Regions from separate parts of the Mus musculus genome. Here regions 1, 3 and 4 are each linked to region 2. Evidence: chromatin loops called from intact Hi-C (ENCODE). Cell type or tissue: heart. All regions are shown on one strand. Links, peaks and the distances in the headings refer to the core of each region. The heading gives the core; the rest is flanking DNA.

Region 1 (5,362 bases), core at 285-5,284, 47 kb after region 2:
ACAGTCCAAAAATATCCACAGGGTTTGTTCTAAGTTTGTAGCTGCTCGATGTTCTTTGTAGTGTGCACGTGAGAACATACACACACACACACACACACACACACACACACACACCTTCATCACCTTGCCCCACCCTAATGGGCTATGCTTCCTCTTGCCCACTGTATCCACCATGTATACATTAGCCACTCAACACTGTCTCAGTTATCAGCCTGACTGCCTGAGCATCACAAGCCCTGAGTTCCAGTAACCCCAATTCTATTTAGCAATGACTCTACAGCATTGGAGAGTGGGCTGTAGGAATTTGGGTCTCCAAAGAGAAGCACCGGGAAGTGCTGCTTTTAAGAGAAAGGGTGTGTATTTTCAACCTAAAGGAAGAAATAAGATATGCTAAGACTGCTCAGCTCTACTGTACAGTTATATTTTTCAAGACAGAGAGAATGTGTGTGGGGGGAGATTTGTGAACAAGTGTTAACACACATGTATTAGAGCCCTTTTCAGTGAGAGAGTCATCCTAAGTAGCCTAGGCAGGCACTGAAATTGCAATCCTCCCATCCATCCTCCATCTATCCTCCCACTTCATCCTCCCATCCATCTTCCCTTTTCATCTTCCCATCTCATCCTCCCATCCATCCATCCTCCATCCATCCTCCCATCCATCCTCCATCCATCCTCCCATCCATCCTCCCATCCATCCTCCCATCCATCCATCCTCCCATCTCACACATCCTAGTCATTAGTACTGCAGGTGTGCAGCACAGACAGGCTTGTTGTTAAACTCTTACTGTACCCGATTCACACTTAAAATCTATTGTAGGTGCATATCCACTACAAACAAACAGCTGCTGGGTATACAGCTCAATACATCAGTGAATCTTCAGCCATACCAGCTGCTGTAAGTGGAGACAACGGCACTGTACCTTGAGCTGTTGCTGACCATGACCATGCAGAGACTACAGGCCCAGCTTTCAGTTACAAACGACAGACCTAAGAGCCAACAAGGGGGCTTAAGGTTTGTTGCACATGCATGAGGTCTGGAGATCCGATCCCCAGAGTTCATGTAAATGCTGGATGGGCATTGCAGCCCACTTGTAATTCTAATTCTTGTAAATCTGTGTCTTCAGAAGACACAGGTGAAGAGTCCCAGACACTCTGAGTTTGCCTGAAACGCCCTGCTTCAACAAGGAAGGTGGAAGAGAATTCTAGAATGATTCTTGAAGCAACCTCAGGCCTCTATATCCACATATAACATCCACATACATAAAACCACATATACACATGCATATACACATATAACACACACACAAAACACATATATACATGCATAGACAATACACACACACACACACAGAGCCACATCCTCTTACTCAGGTCCTTCCTGGCTACCACCCAGAAAAGAGGCAAAAATAAATAAACAAAACAAACAAATAAAATGGGGCTTCACATCCACATCCATAGAATACTCAGGCTTCCACAGGGACCAATGGCTCCAGCCACATTGGTGTCACATGGGCACCAGGTTCTGTACACAAGTGTCTATCCCCTCGTCCCTGCCACACTGTGCCTCACTCGTTTCCAAGAAACCTTACTCCAAGGATGTCCAGATGAAACCACAGCTTCTAGACACCTGGTGTCAATAGGATAAACTCAGCCCGCAGCATCAGTGCTCGGGCAGGGTCAGCCCTGAGGAATCTCCGCTTCTACTGCAGTTCTGAGGGTGGGTTAAGAAATCACTCGCATTTTCATCCAAGTAAGAGCATCTGCAAGATGACACAGGACACAAAAGCATAAACAGATCTGCTCCTCCCCACTCCTGGTCGCCAGCCATCTTTCTCTGCATACAGCAATGCAAGAGTCTGGCAAATGAGCCCCATTTCAAGCTGCTCTTCTTTCTTCAAGATCCGATGCGCTGAAGCTGTCCGTGGAAACCAAGGAGCTTCAGGAACCATGTGTGGCCTTCTCAAATGGCTACACTTTTGTACCTTCAAAAGTGGACAATTCCCAGAGCATCCTAAATTCAGGGCAAAGGTTCAGGCATGTGTGTGATCAAGCCATGGCCCTCAGGCCTCTCCTGACCCTTGAAGAACAGGAAATGGTCGAGATGGGATTGTCTCCAACTGCCACATACTTGTGGGTAAATCTTCCTTCAGTGAGAAGCCAAGCCAGAGTTAAAGCTGGCGATTCTGGTTTCAAGTCAGAGGTGGTATCCCGCCTTTGTAAGTACCAGTCAGTAATTCCAAGAACATCGGCTCTTGCTTTAGGACCTGAGGGTAGGACACTATGAACGGGGAATGGTTGTGTCACACTAACACCCCCACTGTCACTGAGGAAACCTATTGAGTCAAGATCCCCAGTGATCTTGCTAGCTTCTCAGAACCTTCAGGCAGAAGACAGTTTAGCCACAAACCTCAGCTAACCCCAAGCTACCCAGAAAGACCTGGCTTCCTAAGAAACAGCTAAGTTAAGGTTTGACAGGAAGCCCCAGAGACCAGGAAACAGGGTGTCTAGGGTTTACTGCTGTGAACAGACACCATAACCAAGGCAATTCTTAAAAGGACAGCATTTAATTGGGGCTGACTTACAGGTTCAGAGGTTCAGTTCATTATCATCAAGGCGGGAGCATAGCAGCAACCAGGCAGGCACGATGCAGGAGATGCTGAGAGTTCTACATCTTCATCTGAAGGCTGCTAGCACAATACTGGCTTCCAGGCAGCTAGGATGAGGGTCTTAAAGCCCACACCCACAGTGACACACTTACTTCAACAAGGCCACACCTTCTAATAGAGCCACTCCCTGGGCCGAGCATTTACAAACCATCACACAGAAAACCCTGAGGCCTGCACCCTAAGGCGCCTATGGGTTAGGACAGGCCTTCTAGACCCCAGAGTTCTGTGGCATTGTCTGTGAACCTGACTCGGAAAGGATGCAGAACACAGACTGACTGTAGTCTATGAGCAAAAGCCTGATGCTGAGAGCCACCTGTTCACAGCCCTGGTGAAGAGCCCCAACCCTCTCTACTCTGATAACACTGAGTCCTCCCTGCCAGTCCCCAAGACCAGCTCCTCCCACTCACTGGCTCATTCATTATTATCTAATTACTCTTCCCCCAGCTCAGGCCCAATGGAAAAGGAGGCGGAAGAACCCCTCCTCCGTCAGTCCTGGCACCCTCCCTGCACCTCCCTGTGCTCAGCCTGCTCTCCTGGCAGCTCCTCTCCGAGCTTCTGCAGATGCCAGCACACCAGGCCCTCTGTGTTTCAAAGGGATTATTTATGGTTGGATGAACCATCCAGTATAAAGGTCAGATAAGAGCACGCCAGGGAGCAAGAGGATAACTTCAGCAGCTCACAACAGGAGGAAAGACTGCAACTTACATCAACATTTGCCCTCAGCAAAAGGAAACAGAATAGCCGAGCTCAGTCAGTGGCTCTCTGCTCAATGCCCCCGGTGTGTGTAGCCCTGGCGCCGCTGGTCAGGAAAACGAAGCCCAGTCTGGAGAAGGACAAAAGGATTCCCTTAAAGCAGCAGCAAAGGAGTCACTCATTACCGGAGGCAGTTATTGTCCCCTAAATGTAACACTGGGTGCTGTCCCAGTGAAGTGAACGGTCAGGCAAAGTGTGAGGCTCAGCCTACAAGAGCCCCAGTGGGTGACCCCACCAAGTAGCCAGCCAGCAACCTTCATCCATGCCTTGCTGGCCTGGTGACTTATGGGTATGAACATGGAGCTCTGCCTGCGCCTGGGACAGGCTTCCCGAGCAGGCCAACTCCCTGTTCTTGTCCTCTTGGCCCTACATGACCTAGGCAGGCCATCTACCTGTACCTTAAAGCCTGCCCAGGCCACCATGACTCTGGATCCCTTTGGAGCAGAACGTGACTATGTAGGGAAGTCCCCATGAGCAGAGAGGACAGTCCCCTGGGAGAGGAAATGGCTGGAAATTATCTGGGAACATCCACAGCATCTGGCTGTGACAGCCAGTGTGACTGGGGACGAGACAGCCGAACAGCTGACTCCTGGAGAAACACAGATGACACAATCTGTGACATCATGCTGAATGCCCCTGCATCCTCTATCACTCCAGATAGGCTAGCATTGCCAGAGAACAGCAAGGGTGGATTTTTAGCTCTGAGCCAAGAACAGACTTCTAGAAAATGAGTTTAGCGAGCCTCCTAATGAACAGAGTCTGCTAAATGTAGGGAAGAGTCCAGAGTCCAGAGTGCAGCTTTCCATACATGTGCATGCATATACATATGTGCACATGTGCAAACAGGTGCTCACAGGCATGCACATTTGCATGTACATGCACACACTGGTCTACAAGCATGCACACACGTGTACACACATGGAGGCAGGTATCCACATGCATACACACTGACCGATGCCCAAGCATGTATACTCGTGCTCACAAACAAGCAGGCACAGGAATACCCACCCTACCACAGAAGCCACTTTAGGAGGCTCTACCATTCCCAGGAGACACCCCATATCATGGGGACAGCAAACCTCGCTCAGCAATGCCTGAGGAGCAAAATGCACCCAAGAAAAGCAGTCAGGGAAACAGCAGATTGGACAGACACCCACCAAGAGCCAGCAGATGTGGGGTGCGTGCAACACGCCCTCTGAAGGCTGGGGTGCTGCTGCCCGGCATGACACAGAACCTACGCATCTATAGGAGAGTAGTGAGCAGAAAGAAGGAGCTGCAGAAACCACTACAGCATGAGCAGGAACCTGGGGACATGTGTGTGCGCGTGCGTGCATCAATCAGGAGCAGACACATGTCTGAAAATGGTAGCAAAGTGGGGAAAGTGTCAGAAAAGCAAGCTGTTAATGGCAAGGACCCAGATCAAGGAGGAAGCTCTTAGCTTTCTTTCTCCCTTTTCTAAAACAATAAAAACACCATAAAAATAAAGGAGACGTGACTCAGTGCCTCTAGCTTCCTGTTCACACTGGATCCCACGAGGACTCTGCAGAGACCCCATCAGCGGAGAGAAAAGCTGACCTCAGTTTTTATTTATTTATTTTTTTAATTTTGTTTCCACAGCTTCACACTCTGGCAAGAGGAGCTGCAGTTTCCATTTTCCTGCAGATAAAACTCCACTGGAAAGAATCCCAGGGTGGGTCGACTACCTACCAGGACTTGCGCTAGGCCCTGTTCCCACTTCCCAGGCTACCCACCTGAAGTCCAGCCCCAAAAGGCCCACGATCATGAGTGAGTATAACCTTACGAAAGGCCTCTGTGAAAGATCTCAAAGTGGGTGGGTCTCAAGGCCAGACAAGCATCCTTATTATATACAAAAGAAGAGACACAGAAGAGGTGGCCATGTGACAAGGCAGAGACGGCAGTGATTTAGTCAGCCTGCGTTATCT
Region 2 (5,362 bases), core at 171-5,170:
GTTAAGAGCACTGACTGCTCTTCCGAAGGTCCTGAGTTCAAATCCCAGCAACCACATGGTGGCTCACAACCATCCCTAATGAGATCTGGCGCCCTCCTCTGGTGTGTCTGAAGACAGTACTTACATGTAATAAATAAATAGATTATTTAAAAAAAAAAAAAAAGAAAAGAAAACATTCCTTATCTCTATTGGTAGAATGTTTGCTTCACATGCGCAAAGCCCCAAAGTTCTATCCCCAGCCCTTCATAAACCTAGAATGTCAATGCACCACCAGGTGAAGGCAGAAGAAAGAGGAGTTCGGGGCTAGCCTTAGCTATGTAGTCTGAGGTCAGTCTGGGCTACAGAAGACCCTGACTGAAATAAAATTTAAAGATACAAAACAGATTCCAAAATTAATAGGTGGTAGCACAGGCCTTTAACCATAGGTCAGAGGGAGCTCTGTGAGTTCATTGCTAGTTTAGTCTATATGTAGTCCCAGGCCATAATCGCAACACTGGGGGGGGTGGGGTGGGGTGGGGGAGGCAGGCTCCAGTCTACACAGTGAGTCCCAGTCCTACCGTGGTTCCACAGTGAGGTCCTGGCTCAGGATTTAATTAATTATTTTGTTAATTAACAAAAATTGATTAACAACAAGCTAATTAATTAAGCCCTGGAAAAGAAGTGGGGTGGGGCCGAGCAAGATACCAAGAAAGAGAGTCCAGAACCAGGGGCTAACAGACCAGAAGGGCTTTGCCCAACACCAGACCCAACATGGTGCCCTGAACCTGTGAGCTGATGGACACGCAAGCCGCTAATTAGGATGCCCCACCACAGCACGGAAGGACAGGAGGTGGTTCATAGACACCACAAGGAGTGAGACCCATCTGGCTGAGAAACATGAAAGGACATGCCGGGCAGGGTGCAGAAGGGCTGCCCCTAAAGTTCACGAGCATCAGGACAGGATTTTAGAAACCTAACGTCTTCCTTCTCAGAGCTGTGAGAGTGTCACAAGACACATGTATCCCCGAGACCCAGGATGAAACCCTACTACTCCCTCAGCTCCTTAGTCAACCACGTGGACGGGAGGACAAGGAAGGCACTGGCCACTAAAGCACACTCACCTACCTGCAGCCCCACTCTCTGGCTGGGTCCATGGCTAGTAAGGACACCCAATCTGCAAACTTGTCTTGGATGCACCTCCTTCCTCATCCAACTGCCCCTCCCCACGCTCAGTAGCTCTCCCCTCCCCTCAAATCTCCTGCCACCCAGCCTGGCCTCCTCCTGCTTCTGTGACTTCCTGCCTCCTTCTAGGTAACAGATCCTGAGCTCTCACTGGTGGGCAGAACGCCCAGTTCAACACCTTTGTAACTTACCCTGCTTCTAGTTAAAGAAATCTAAGTGGAAAGCACTAGAAACAATTCCATGAAATAGGCTAACAACAATAATAAAAAAAAAAAAAAAAAAAAACACCAGCATTTGGACCCCTAAGCTCGCTCTTGATGCTGCTATCTGAAACTCAAGACTAGATGTCTGGAGGTCTAACAGCCATTCTGTGAACATAGAATAATAAGGGTTTTTTTTTTTTTTCTCATTCTATCAGCTGCAAAAAGGAAAGTCTCAGAGGCTGGGGCCTGATAACATGGCTAAGATGCTGCACCAACAGCTAAGAATGAATTACCAAACACTCAAAATGGAGCAATTAGAACCCCAGGGGAAGAGAGAATGGTCCTTAGTGGAAATATAATCAGAATGTGCTACCAGGGCCCACAGTGCAGCCTCAGTCACCAAAGGGGGTGGGGGGTGGGGAATACATTTATTAGGAGGGTGGGGGAGGGGTGGAGGTGCATGACAAGGGGCAGAGAGCAAGAGCCTCAGCTTGTGCCTGGAGTGAAAAAGTCAGGACACAAGACTAAAACAAATTTTAAGAGAAACATTTTTTTTTAAGTGGCTGAAATAACCAAAACTCTTCACCAGCCCAGGGTGGTCTGGCTGGGGCTGCCCTTGGATGTCAGCTGTATAAAACGCATTGGTAGGGGCTGGGGAGATGGCTCAGAGGTTAAGAGCAGTTGTTGCTCTTGTAGATTGAGAAAACCTGGCTTCCACTCACAGCACCCACACGGCAGCTCACAACCATCTGGGACTTCAGTTCCAGGGGAATCCAATGCCACCTTCTGGCCTTCAGTGGCAGCCAGCAAACTCCTCTGCCAGTCTTGACCAAAAGTAGGAACTGTGGGGTTTACTGGGGCCCTGGGCTGCCTTAACAGAAGCACAGAGCAAGTTCAGCCAGGCTGTGCTCACTACAGCTGCAGGCTCCTGCCCTGCAGACCCAACCCCACAATGCAGAGCACAGTTATTCCATGGGCAGACACTAGAGGGCAAAAGCCTTGCCAACACCCTGGTGCTCTTTAAAAGAAGCCCCTGGGAACAGGAGGAGGGGAGGGGAGGGAGCAGAGAAGTAGAGGAGGGGGAGGAGGGGAGGGGGGGAGCAGAGAAGTAGAGGAAGGGGAGGAAGGCGTTGGGCTTGACTTTTCTTCTTTTCTCTACACTACTCACTGTTTGGTGTAATTTAAAACTCACTTGAAACAATGTGCCTGCCACACCCACACAGACAGGCTGCCACAGTGCCTTCCAGGAACGGCTCCATCCAATGCCAAGTTCAGGACCTTGCTCTCGGTGTTTAAATTTAAACAAAGAGATACATCGCCCTTCCCCCAGGGAAAGCTGAGATCTCCCCTGCGACAACTGAGGCCCTCCAGAAGAAGGCCTGACATCCCATTACAGACAGGGTCATGAAGGCCCCATTACTACACTAAGAGGGCTGATCACCTACTCTAAACCCAGGAGAAAGAACTGCAGCCCCCTCTGCAGTCTGCCTGGGCTGTCAGAGGGCAACTCTCTGCCTCCAGCAAACCCTGGAAATCTCAGCAGGGGCTGCAACTGGAGACAGGACCGACCCCAGCCAGGGCATGGTCACCTTGCTCTGGCCTGAGAATGCTAATGGCCTTGAGGGTACTGTGTGTGTGTATGAGTGGACACACACACATTGTGCACATGAACTTGTGTACATCTGTGTCAGCATGTCAACCAGCGACATGTGTTGCTGGTTGACATGTGTTTACCTGTGCTCATACCCATGCCCATGTGTGTGCACAGATGCCATGTCTGTTATGTATATGTACATGGGCACACATGCAAGTGCCAAGTTAAATGTTATCTCTGTGTATAACATGCATATGACATGTAACATGACATCTAACAATGTAAGTGCATGCATACACATGTGCACACATACCTATGTATCTGCAGATGTGTGTAAACATGCATGACTACATGTTTGTGAGTACATCTGCAGATATGCACTTAGGTATGCACCTCTCTCTCTCTCTCTCTCTCTCTCTCTCTCTCTCTGTGTGTGTGTGTATACACGTACTGTGTCTTAGACTTACGGTTCCTCACTGGGATCTAATAACGGGAATAGATCACAAAGAGGGTACCATTAGGTGCTCCTGTGGGGACAAGATAGACTTTCAGGCACCCTCCTGAGCACCACAGCAAACACAACCTGGGGATCTTGAGTGGTTGTGGTACGGCAGATTGTTCCCTGGACTCCACACCCCTGAAGACACAGGCCACAGGAGCCTGCTCTGTCTATTCCTAGCTGCTCGTTTGCTCAGACAGGAGGTGAAACTCTGGTGGCTATGGTTCCAGAAAACAGTGCAGCCACACCTTCCCTCCCAGCCGGGTGTGGCCTTCCAACCTCACCCTGCCAGCCACTAGCCAGGTATCCCACCTCTACGATGCTGGCCCAGGTAATACTGTCACCAGCCTGACTGCTGAATTCCAGAGGACCTGTCCCTGGAGAGTCCCAGGAGGGGTCCAGGAGCTCCGGAGTGGCTGCCTGACACAAAGCTGTTGTCCCAGCTCTGGTGTTCCCAGGCCTCAGAGTATCCCCAGAGCCAAGATTTCCAGTTGGCAGGGACGTGCCCTACTGTAGTTACATTGGCAAAGCCCAGCTAGCTAGCAGGAGCAGCTGGACATCTCCATCTAGGTCAGCATTCAATCTCAAGCTACCTCATAGGGGCAGGCAAGCCTCAGATGGCCTTAGCTCAGTCAGCTCATGCCCTAAACCTGAGCATTGGGTAGGTGTCACGCTGGGTGGCCAGGTACGGAGAGTGACCGCCATGGTGCCAATGGAACAGTAACGGAAACAGGGTGTGCGCTAAGGAGGCAGGGAGAGCCAGACATGAAGCAGGGTTCCGTGGAGGACCAGTGGCCGGCCAGCTGCAGAGACCTGGGCAAAGGCATGTCATTGTTATGATGCTGCTTAAATCCTGACAACACCATTTCTTTGTATAGGTTGGCGACCTGTGAGTCATTCTCTCCTCCTCCAGCCCCACAGGCCCCCAACTAGTTCTTACTCTCCTCCAGGACCCTGGGTATTAGTCCTGGATCCCGCGGACCGCGCAGACCTGTACTGAGAGCGGCTGGCCAGGGATAAGATGGCAGCCCTCTGGCCCTGGGTAAGAAACCTTCAGCTGCTACCGTGAGAACTACTAGGACACTCTAAATTTCTGTGTGGAGTCCTGAGCCCCGGAATGATGGTGAAAGGAGGTGGGTGGGGCCTCTTCAAGGTCACGAGGTCAGGAAGGCTCTTGAGGATGCTCCACAGAACAGTCTCCCTTTCCCTTCTCACCAGATGGGACACAATAAAGCACCACGAGCAGCCAAGAGGGGCCTTCCCCAGACACGGAACCTGCATGGCTCAGCCCTAAGCTTCGACCTGCAGAACAGAGGCAGCTGCCTCTAACCAGAGAGCCAATTAATATCGAAACCCAGCCCAGGAAGCCAGCACTGTATACACCAGGAGACAGCTTACCCAGGGGGTCACTGGCAGTGGTGCTTTAGTGCCCAAGAGAATAAGGAAATTTCCGCTACAGAAGCTACAGCGCACCTCATTTGAATTCTTAATGTTCCTTTATTATAAAATGTTTCCTAGCTGCACAATAGGCTCTGTGGGTGGTGCCTAACTCCTCTAAAGAAATTTAAAATCAAACACCACATAATATCCCAAGTCTCTAACAGTCAGTGCCATGCTGGTGCTGTTGGAGGACAAAGGAGTCTGGGGGGAAGGCACGATAGAAATAAGCCAGAGACACTCCCTGGCTCCCTGGTGGTTTTGGGACTCAGCTCTATGAACTGTGAGAACAAGGACTCTCCACAGTGTTTGCCACTGACTCCCTCACGAGAGCAGGCCAGCAGGTGCACCCAGTCAGCAACCAGGGTGGGTGGGCCTGGGCCTTCTTGTACCTGTCACATCCCTCCACAGTACTGGACGGAAGGTATAGAGCATGGGAGCTATGGCCCACACCATAGAGAGCAAGAG
Region 3 (5,362 bases), core at 178-5,177, 83 kb after region 2:
CTTCAAGATTACTTTTTGAGACAAGTTCTCATGTGTCCCAGGCTGGACCCATATTCCATAAGTAACCAAGGTTGATCTTGAACTTCTCATCTTCCTGGTACCATCTCCTGACTGTTGGGATCACAGGGGTGTATGGCTATACCTGGTTTGTGTGGTGCTGGGGATAGAAACCAGTATTCTCTGTATGCTAAGGAAACATGCCACCGACTGAGCTACACCATCAACCCAGCTGCCTGGGCTTTTAATTTTAGCCTGGTGCTAATTGTACCTGTGAGGTCTTTCTGAATTTCCGTCCAATACTCCATAAGTTACAAGAGATACTCAGTGCTCTTTTATAGAATAGACTTGTATTAGATGATATCACACAGCTGTAGGAAAATGTAGGTATTCTGGGTGCATTTCAAGAACGCAGGAGAAGGCCTGGGGATGTAGCTCAGCAGTGGGGTGCTGGCCCCGTGTCACTATCAATAAAACCATGATGCTAACCACAAGGGGGTTAGGAGATAGCTTTTATGGAGTCAACTATGAGTGAACACAGCCTAAGAGCTCATATTTGGCTTACCCCAAATTCCACGTTCCAACATGGTAACTGTTTGGTGAAGTTTTTTATAGTAACAGAATAAAAAAAGTCTGAAGTCTTTTTACAGATCTTGGTGGGAACATTAGATAAGAGGGTTCAAATCACATCGAGAGATGTCTGCTATAGATCTCAGACACTCTCAGACATTCTCAGCCTTGGGAACTAAGTGTCTTTTTTGTACACTTCAAAGGCTTTACCTAGTGGTCACAAAGATGTTCACACATACAGAGTAAGACAATAGATGGCTATTGAGCATCTAAAGACTGGAGCATCTAGGGCTGGAGAGATGGATCAGCAGTAAAGAGCATTGACTGCTCTTAACCTGAGTTCAATTCCCAGCGACCAGACCACATGGTGGCTCACAACCATCTGTAATGGGATCTGATGCCCTTTTCTGGTGTGTCTGAAGACATCGACAGTGTACTCATATACATAAAATAAATAAATAAATCTGAGAGCGGGGTGCTAAAGATGGCTCAAGATAATTTGGCTCTGGACGTGTCACATTCCAAACTCTCCACAACGAATGAGGTTCTTATCTGTTAATCCTCCTTGTGGAAGGCTCAGTAGAAGATGCTGTTCTTCCCAGAAACATTCTTCCACATTAGCATGCCTAAGGCTCTTGCTTCAATTGATAACATCATATAAGAGAAAGAAAGCGGCCAGGCAGAGCTGAGCCGTGATGTGTTGTGGGAAATAATAGAAAAGAAGCAGCACCAATCTGAGCTACACCCTGTTACTCTCTGCCCCGTGGTCTCGCTGCCTCTGGGCCAGCCCCTGGCGGACGGCGGTCTTCCCAGCTCCGGTTCACATGCCTCTTTGCTGCTTGTTCCTTCTCAGCCCTCCGCCCCGTGTCTAGTTGTCACAAATCCCTTTAACCCAGTAAATCAAAACTCTAGAAGCTTATAATTAATCAGTCAGATTTATATATCAATAAATTCTCAATTCACGAGATACACACACAATAATTTCAGAGTCAATTGATAATAATACAAGCTGCCCACCTAGGTTAGGCAAGTTATCCCAATTATTCTCTCCTTTTATGATATTTAAAGCCACACAAAATCTAGTTCATCTTCCTCTTGCTCCATCTTCCTTCCTTCTCTCTCTGTCCTCTCCCTTCTCCAAAAGTCTCCTCCCTACTGCCTTTTCCACTCTAATCACAGGCTCTCACCTTATCTTATGCCTTCCCTCACCTACATATAGACATCAATCCATAATGTGGACCAGTACTTACACTGAAAGCTTTTCATAATGGTGCATCCAGAGAGCAAGCTGCCCCACTGGGGTAATTATCCTGTTTCTAAGCAACCAGGCAGGTCATGATGCAGCTTCCCACTGTTCCTTAGAGATCTCCTTCAGATCCCAGGCTGAGGACAGCTGGGGTCCCATAGAACTTGAGATGCAGTAAGTGAGGCTCCTGCCTAGGAGCCCCACTTCATTGTAGAGGTTGTCCTAGAGAGCTTGGCTTGGGTCTCTGTTCACCTCCTTGCTTGGATCCCCCGTGGAATGGAAGTCCTGTACCGTCAGGGGACATAATTAAATTGTCTACAAGGAGAGGGGGCAATTAATGGGGAGGGGTGGAAAAGGAGAGCAGGGAGGCAGAGCTGGGGGGGGGGCGGTGGAATATGCTCCACATTCAATATGAATATTCTCGTTTTCTTTCTGTTGTTGGGCTAAAACACTCTGCCCAAATGCATCGTTGGAGAGGAAAGGTTTTGATTGGTTTAGAGGTCCGGGCCACAGCCTATCACTGAAAGAACTCAAGCAGGAACTTGAAGGTAGGTTTGCTCTGTGGTCCTCCCAGCATCGCCTCTCACCGACTCACATCACACCTAAGAAGTACAGCAGAGCTATGGAGAGCCTCTTACTCGCTGGCGCTTTTGCTGGCTTACACTCGTTTGGCTTTCTTGTTAATTCAGGACCATGCATATAAAGGATGACACCACACACAGTATGCTGGATCCTCCTGCATCAATAAACAATCAAGACAATCCCTGCCCTCATCCCCCGGTTGTGCCCACAGGCCTATCTGATCTGATCGATCCCTCAACGAAGACATCTTTCTTAGATGTGTCCAAGTGACAGTGGATGCTAACTAAGACATATATGCACATGGAAGAAAAATTAAACCAATAAGACAAAACTTCCTGTAGGTCTGGCACAGTGATGTACGCCTGCATCCCAACACTTGGGAGGCCAAAACAGGACGGCCTCAATTTTCAGGCTAGCCTAATCTACACCATGAGCTCTGAGCCAGCCAAAGCTACAGAGTAAGCAGCTGTCTCAGAAAGCCAAAAGAGCAACAACAAAAGAGAAAATAATTCCCTGTGGCAGATGATTCTTAACAACTTTCTTCTGCAGAGGACAGGATTGGGCCAGGAGGTCTCATGATAAAGAATAGTTCTGAGAGACCCTGGGCCATCTCAGACGGTGACTGGGAGCCCTCCAGGAGTCCAGGCTGCGTCGACTGCCAGGCTGAGAAAGGCTGCCATAGATGGATGGGTGGCCCTCTGTATACACAGACTGTAATTTCCAGATTCAACCCCTGAAGATCTTGTTCTGCATGTTCAGTCTGCACTACACCTAGGTGTCTACACTGAGCATGTGCCAAGTCTTCCATGGTTCCCTAAATAATGAAGTCAGAGACCTATGCACATAGCAATGTTCATTGGTGTTGGAAGTAGCTGAGAGATGATTTAAAGTACACAGGAGGGGCTGCGTAAGCTCTATGTAAACTTCATGCTGTTTTATATAAAGAGCTTTAGTATGTACAGAAAGAACCCCCTCTTCCCACCAGGGATACAAAGGCCGACTGCACAGAGCCAAGCTTAGCCTAGTTCATCTCTGGACTATAGTTTTTCCCCCTAAGAGGACCACTTAGGCAGTGGTCTGGTCAGACCAGAGTAGCTTTATTACCCCCAGGAGGTGACTCTGTCTCTCATCACATGCATGTGGGTGGAGTAGAGTCACACTGTGGTTGGGCTAATTACTGCATCACGCCTAGTATTCCCAGCATGGACACTCGCCCAGGGCCATCCATGTGTGTCCTGAGCACTGTTCCTCGTTCATTTCCTAGTGGATTTCATCTGACCTTCATCCTCAGGAACCCCACAGGGCAAGACAACCTTGCCCTTTCTCCAGAGTTGGAGGTAGCCCCATTTCTCTTAAGGCTACAGACTCTGTGTCATCAGCATCCTGGAGTCTGTCCCCCAACTACCCAGCCTGACAAGTTGGCAGGAAGCTTTGCTGCTGCTCAGAAGGTGGAAATATACGTTAATCTCCCAGTTGCCATGACAACTGTCAAAACAGTAATGACAGGATGCGGTCTGAGGCAGGGCATGCCCCAGCCTGGCTTCTTTCCAATTGATGTGCTTGTGGCAGGGTCCTCAGAGGGTGGATTTGAGAAAGCTATTGCTGTTATTTGCACAAGTGTCTTCCCATGTGTTGAAGGCTCATGGGTTAAAGGCATGTTTGACAGGGTAGTAGAAATTTCCCCATGGTAGAACCTTTAAGAGGAGAGCCAAGTGGGAAGTCTCCAGGCCCACTGGGGGTATATATACCCTCAAAAGGGATTGAGGTGCCCCGTCTCTCACTTCCTCATTGCTTCCAGGCCTTGAGGTGAGCAGCTTTTCTGTATATTGCGTGTCTATCATGTGACCCGATGCCTACCTCAGGCCTAAGCAGTGGTGTCTATTGATCCTGGAACAGAATATCCAAAGATGTGCACACAAATGCACCTTTATTTCTCAGGTGTTTTGTTATGGGGATGACAGACTGACTGATGTCACGATGGGAGTGGAGAGGGTCTCTTGGCCACAACAGCCCCTGCTGTGGAGTGGAGACAGTCACACCTGGAGTCTATTTTTTCCCCAGTAAATGGGGGAAAATGCTGCTGTGTGGCAGGTCGCTATGTGAGAGACAGAGCTGATGTTATCAGGGCTTGTAATACATCATCTGTGAAAGGCAGCCTGGGCTTAATGAGAAATCTCCACAGCCTGTGAAGAAGAAACTGAGACATTGCCCCAGAGGATGGAGTCAGCCTTGGAAATGACTTGACTGGGGCTTTCCAACAGCACCCATCTATACTTTATCGCTCTGGATCTACCTGTAAAGCGCGCCCTCTCTAAGCCAACTGAATCTGGATTTCCCCCTTAGGTTCTCTCAGTATGTGCACGTACGGAGGACCAAGGGGATGTCAGCAGTCACCTCCCATCAGTCATTCATCTTATTCTTTGAGACAGGTTTCTCAATCAAGCCCAGTGTTCACTGATACGGCTAGTCTTACTAGCCAGCTTATTCTGGGGTCTCCTGTCTCCTCGTTCTGGGGTCAGAATTTCAGGTGGGCCACCATGTCCACTCGACATTTATGAGAGTTCTGGGGGGTGGGGGTGTCTAAACCTTGATATTCATACTTGAGCAGCAGGCACGTTAACAACTGAGCCATCTCCTCAGCCTCTCTCATTTATTTCTTTTGAAAAGGAAATATTTTAAATTTTACGTGTGTGTGTGTGTGTGTATGCATGTATGTTTGCATGTGTGTGTGCATACGCCTGCAGCAGCCAGAACAGCTTTGCATTCCCTGGAGTTTTCATTACAGGAGATTGTGAACCATCCCATATAGATGCTGGGAACCAACTTTGGGTCCTCTGGAAGAGCAACAAATGCCTTAACTGCCAAGCGCCCCCCAACCCCCTGCTCCACCCCCCACCCCCACCCCGCCTCTCGGAGTCTTACTTTGTTGCCCTAGTGTCTTAGTTAGGGTTTTACTGCTGTGAACAA
Region 4 (5,362 bases), core at 269-5,268, 63 kb after region 2:
ACCACATGGTGGTCATTAAAAAAAGTCCCTCGTACCATACCATTGTTCATGTAGCAAATGTCTGTCTCACGGCCTAGCTCTGTCAGGGACTCCTGTTAGAGGCTTCAGGATGCCTGCAATCTACAAGTGCCTTCCAGAAGCCATTCAGAAAAAATACGCAACCCGGGCTCTCACGGGCAGTGTGTGAGAGTTTAAACCAAATTACAAGCCCCCTGCAAGAAATAAAGAAAGTACGGCTGCTGTCCAGGCCTGGGTCAGCAGCAACAGATGTGCCATGATGTGGCATCCCAGGTGAGCACAAAAGGGACTCAGGAAAGAGCACAGCTGGAAAGCAAGGTCCCAAGAGCAAAACAGCCACACCTGGCTCTTCCCCCAAATCCCCTTCCTTGGTATCTGTTCTGGGGAAGGCCCAGCAGCTCACCCCTAGAAAGACAAGGGAAACTCATATCTCCTAACAAATTGCCACTTCTTTCTATGTTTCTTCCGGTCACCCCTTGACAGACCAGGTTAACCTGTACCTCCTACAAGATTGCCACCTCTTTCTGCATGTCCTCCAGACAAGAGAATTGCACCGTGGTCCAGCAAACCTCTCCCCGACACGTGCATAAGACCTTGCCTGACCAGCCTAGCTCTGGGCCACACCCCAAGTCACCCAGGGACAGCCACGTCTTCAACTGAGATTGCAGAGATGGGTTGCTCATACTGCAGCTGCCAAGAGTGGGATGGCTCTTAGCCAAGAGAACCAAAAGGACCCTCCCCCTCAGCCTGGGTAAACCCCATGGGTACCTCTCACCAGTACCTTTCACCATCTAGTGGACCTTCTGGGACCGGCACCATTGGAGAGATGTAAACTGGGTAGTGGTGGCCCACACCTGTAATCCCAGCACTCAGGAGGCTGATACAGGAGGTCAGAGAGCAACCTGGGCTCCATCTGAAGGAGGGAGGGAGGGAAGAAGGGAGGAAGAAAGGGAGGGGATCTGCCCCCTGTTGGCTAATTCTAGCAGCAGGGTTTTTTTCCCCCCAAGACCACCTTGGCATGACCACCAAGCTCATGCTATGGCTCTCTGGGTGCCTAGGGAACAGAGAGCCTGAGGGAGATCTTTTCCAAACTCGAGGGAACAGTTTGCTTTAAACAACAACAATGAGGAAATTCCAAATCCTCTTCTGGTATAGTGAAGATGTTCTGGAGGGCTCAAACCCAGGGTCCCTGGCTCTAAGCTCACCCTAAACATAATCGAATCAAAGGAAACTGTCCCCCTCCTCAGCCTTCCTAGCCCTCCCAGGGCAGGCTCCCTCTAGAAACACCTCAAATGGCTAAAGAAAACCATTGATCTTTGAGATGCATTATTGATCATGCTGTCCATTAGCACCCATTCCCATAGCCCTGGCCCACCACACACCATGCCTGGGGTGGGAAAGGCCTCCTTGGACACTGTCCATAAAAGACAGCCTAGAGAAGCAACTGTCCACAAGTGGATGATGTCACCAGACACACTGCCCTGGCCCCAGACCCCCTGGATTCCTGAGGCAGCACGGTCCACACCAGGCACCTCATCCCTCAGTCCAGGGCAGGCAGCCACCTGCCAAGACTCCAACCACTGGGGAGGAGTCTCTGTAAGGCACACAATGACAGCCAGAAGTCATTGGAGTCTATAGACAGAGGGACTTCGCAGCTCCATTTCAAAGGACAGACTTAAACAAGCCCATCACAGGAAGGCAGCCTCTGACTCTTGCCCTGGCTCCAGGTCGCACATCCATCGTGCAAGAACGGCAATGCCACAACTGGTATAGGCAACGTGTGTCTGTTTCTTTGGTTTACTTGCTGTGTGGACCAGCCAGACCTAACTGAGTCTTATGGTCAGGAAAGACAAGCTTTGCCCACACCAACATCCCTGCTCACTATTCTATCCATTCCGCTTCTCAACAGATGATCGCTCTGACGTGATGCACACAGACAGCAACGGTCAAAATGACAATCAGGCCATTATAGTCGCTACCGGGATCTACCCCCACCTCTGCCCAAGACTGCCTGCTTCTGGGACACTGTAAACATTCCCAAATAACCCTGCCTGCCTGGGCAGACAAGAGACAAGTCAGACGCCAGGGGCACATATGAAGTGACAGACCGCTGGTGTCACTTCACCCTCCTGGGAAGGAAACTTCCGTTTGGTAGCGCCTGGTAGACCCACAGCTGGGTCAGATGGCTGGCTACAGGCCCCCAGTCCAGTGAGAGGTTGGGCCACCCACGGGCCTGGGCTGTGCTCCACACAGTGAGGGTTTTCAAAACAAAAGCAGGACAAGTTCATGTGGCAAATGACCCAGTATGTAGGGGCAGGCCTTCACCACATGCTTCATTGAAAGCCAAAACTCCACATTCACCCACAGAGAGACTAAACAGAAAACATATAGAGGGCAGCTACGTGCTCAGCGCTGTTTTGTTTTTTGGCTGATTTTTTTCCCCAAGCCATAACTGGCTGAGCCCCAACAGAACCAGCCCCCTGCAAATCATCGGGCGCCAGCAACAGGTGCAGCTCGAGCTAAAGCTGGTGGTGGTTCCGGGCGGTTCTAGAATAACGCAGCCCGAATCTTCCAGGAAGCCACCGCCTTGCAGTGCCCACTGCCCGGCGGTGGCAACCTCACCGCGGCCGCACCTGTCTGAGTGCACCGCGCCACATCCGGTGCACCCGAGCCAAGGCCTGGGAGACCGAAATAGAAGCTGGTTAGGCCGGGGCTGGGAGCCCGGCTACGGGCACCGGGCCTGACCTGGGAGGCACCGATCAAGGAGTCAGCACCCGGGGGTCCCAGCGTGCAGGGCCTGGCTGGTCAAGTCGCATCCGCTGCCTGTCCCGTGTCCCTGCTCCAGCCACCTGCCTGCCAGGGCCTGGCGGGAGCTAGGGAAGGGACGCCGGAGAGAGATCCGGGCTGGGGTGGAACTGCAGAGAGGGTCTGGAAAACGCGGTGGAAATGTAGAGGGGGGTGAGGAATCCGGATGGGACTCAGAGGGGACCCAAAGGATCCTGATGCGAACGCAGAGGGAGTCCGGGGGCATCCAGGTGGGAATGCAGACTAGGTCCTAGCGGTGTGGGAGAACCTGGGGAAGAAGCTCGGAGAGGGATCCTGGGAGCCCCGAGGGGGTCGCAGGAGAGGCTCCAACAGGGTTCCTAGGTTTACCGCGGGGGCTCGCCGCGCTCCGCGCACCTGCCCAACCCCGCGCGCGCTCCTCCCGCGCCGGCCCAGTCGCTTACCTGGAGCGCGCGTCCGACCCGCGGAGGCTCTCGGCGGGGGCTGGCCAGGCCAGCTCCGCGCCAAGAATGGCGGCGGCGTTGGTGGCAGCGACGACAGAGGCGAACGGCGCCAGGAGCTTGAGTCGGGGAGGCCGGGAGACGCGCGGAGATGCTGCGGCGCGAGAGGGAGCGGAGGCCGGCGTGGGGAAGGAGGGCGCGGGGCTAGCGTGCAGGCCCCACCCCCTCTCCCTCCCTTCCCGCCTCCTCCCCTCCCCCTCCCGTCTCTTCCCTCCCTTCGCCCCTCCCCCTTCCTCCTAGTCCCTCCTCTCACCCCAACCTCTCTCCCTTCTTCCTTGCCCTCCCGCGCCCCGCCCCTGTCTTCACCTACCCCAGTCTTTTTCTCCTGCTCCCCTCTTGTTTCCTTTCTCCCTCCCTTCCTTTCCTTCCCCATTTACCTTCCACCACCTCTTCCTCTTTTCATCCAACTCCCTCGTCCTCTTCCCCCGTGTCCCCCCCCCCCCGTCCCCCATCCCCCAAAGCCCCATGGTCCAGACCCCAGGGGCTCTTTCCTACCCAAGTCTGGTCTCTTGAAAACAGAGGAGATTACCAGCAAAAGGAGCCTTTTGATCCTTTCAGCCTCCTAATGATCCAGCCTGCTCGTCCAGGTCCCCAAAGTCTCCTGTGCCCCATGCTCTGGGGTCACCAGCGTTGACCCCAGAGATGCTGGGCTCTTACCTTTATGATCTAGGATAGACCCTTTGGGGTTCTCAATGCAAGGTGTGGGTGGTTCTTCCCATGGACCAAGGCTTCCTGTATGCAGCTCCCGATGAGATACATTTCTAACTAATTCTGGGCCTTCCGAAGTTGGTTGGTACAAAGGGTAGACATAGCCAGGTCCTTAACATGCTTTCTGAGGTTGGTGCTCCAGAACCTATGATTAAAAAAAAACCCAGACAGTGGTGCTTTGTTGTAATCCCAGTGTTGAGGCAGAGACTATTGGTGGAACCCTGGATGGAGTTCACTGGCCAGCCAGCCTGCCTTACTTAATCCGAAGTCAGACTCAGATTTCAGTAAGGGACCCTGTCTCCTAAAACTAAGTGGACAACACCTGGGTTGACCTCATGGCATATTGCATGGGTACACACACACAGACACACACACACACTGCAGCCACAGGGCATGTCCTTTTCTGCCCTTGAAGGGAGAAGTGACCCTCAGTTCACACAGTAACTGGCCAGGTGGGAAGTGCTGCCCAGAGACACAGTCCCTCCCTAAAAGGAAACCCAGTTCCTTAATGAACCTGCCGGAAGAACCAAGAAATAGATCAAGACCAGTCTCTAGGCAGACTGGTGGCTTCCTGAATTCCAGAAGGCCCTTAGGGGCTTCCAGCAGGGATGAGGCTGTTGGGAAGGCAGGCAGCTGACAGCAGTTAAACTGAGCAAGCCCTTCCTAAAGGATAGAAGGTCCTAGAAAGAACCAGGAAGCTTCTTCAGGTTAGGTGTGCCAGTCAGTGCTGGCTCAGAGAGCACAATAGGCCTACTAGAGGTCAAAACAGTAGAACCAACCAGAGGAGGGTCGGTTGTCTTTGCTCTAGGGCTGTGTTTCTCAACCTGTGGGTCAAGAACCCTTTGAGGGTGGGAATTCGAAGGTCTTGTTCACAGGGGTCACCTAAGACCATTGGAGAACACAGATATTTACATTATAATTCATAACAGTAGCAAAATTACAGTTACAAAGTAGCAACAAAACTAATTTTATGGTTGGGGAGCCATCACAACAGGAGGAACACTATCACAGGGTCACAGCATCAGGAAGGTTGCCGACCAGTGCTCTAGGGGGGCTCATAACCTGCATTGAATCTAGAACCTGACAAAACTCAGCTGGGGGCTTGCTTCCAAGTTGACCTTGGGCCTCAGTTCTCTTTTTTTGTTGTTGTTGGTGGTGGTGGTTTTTGTTTGTTTTTTTGAGACAGAGTTCCTCTGTGTATCCCTGCCAGTCCTGGAACTCACTCTGTAGACCAGGCTGGCCTCGAACTCAGAAATCCGCCTGCCTCTGCCTCCACAGTGCTGGGATTAAAGGCGTGCGCCACCACTCCTGGCATGGGCCTCAGTTCTCTAATGAGTTCCATGAGAGAAACA

What was found. Peaks named below come from ENCODE experiments on the same cell type or tissue, not always from the same donor. Only the 100,000 strongest peaks of a DNase experiment are listed, where the experiment ranks them.
Region 1: a loop joins it to region 2, with 2.1 times the contacts of the local background. A loop is called at or near these places in 9 of 42 quality-filtered maps.
Region 3: it touches region 2 in a loop (2.1-fold over the local background); 3 of 42 quality-filtered maps call a loop at or near these places.
Region 4: it touches region 2 in a loop (2.0-fold over the local background); 12 of 42 quality-filtered maps call a loop at or near these places.

Annotation. Positions count from the first base shown.
Region 1 is chr13:51,774,110-51,779,471 of GRCm38, forward strand. All of the region lies in intron 1 of Sema4d (sema domain, immunoglobulin domain (Ig), transmembrane domain (TM) and short cytoplasmic domain, (semaphorin) 4D), which reads right to left. Among named protein-coding and RNA genes, the nearest start is that of Sema4d, 17 kb to the right of the region's middle. In heart, for the core only: no CTCF peak of the experiment used is centred there; DNase peaks (open chromatin) are centred at 3,172, 3,892 and 5,052; H3K27ac peaks cover 2,287 bases.
Region 2 is chr13:51,727,672-51,733,033 of GRCm38, forward strand. The region is part of intron 2 of Sema4d (sema domain, immunoglobulin domain (Ig), transmembrane domain (TM) and short cytoplasmic domain, (semaphorin) 4D); the gene reads right to left. Among named protein-coding and RNA genes, the nearest start is that of Sema4d, 63 kb to the right of the region's middle. In heart, for the core only: a CTCF peak has its summit at 2,337 (motif pointing right); no DNase peak of the experiment used is centred there; H3K27ac peaks cover 973 bases.
Region 3 is chr13:51,810,229-51,815,590 of GRCm38, forward strand. No RefSeq gene overlaps it. Among named protein-coding and RNA genes, the nearest start is that of Sema4d, 19 kb to the left of the region's middle. In heart, for the core only: no CTCF peak of the experiment used is centred there; no DNase peak of the experiment used is centred there; H3K27ac peaks cover 962 bases.
Region 4 is chr13:51,790,252-51,795,613 of GRCm38, forward strand. It overlaps Sema4d (sema domain, immunoglobulin domain (Ig), transmembrane domain (TM) and short cytoplasmic domain, (semaphorin) 4D), which reads right to left and starts at 3,427. Exons shown (of 16, transcript NM_013660.5): 1 at 3,246-3,427. In heart, for the core only: no CTCF peak of the experiment used is centred there; DNase peaks (open chromatin) are centred at 2,070, 2,720 and 3,410; H3K4me3 peaks cover 2,734 bases; H3K27ac peaks cover 2,319 bases; H3K27me3 peaks cover 1,802 bases.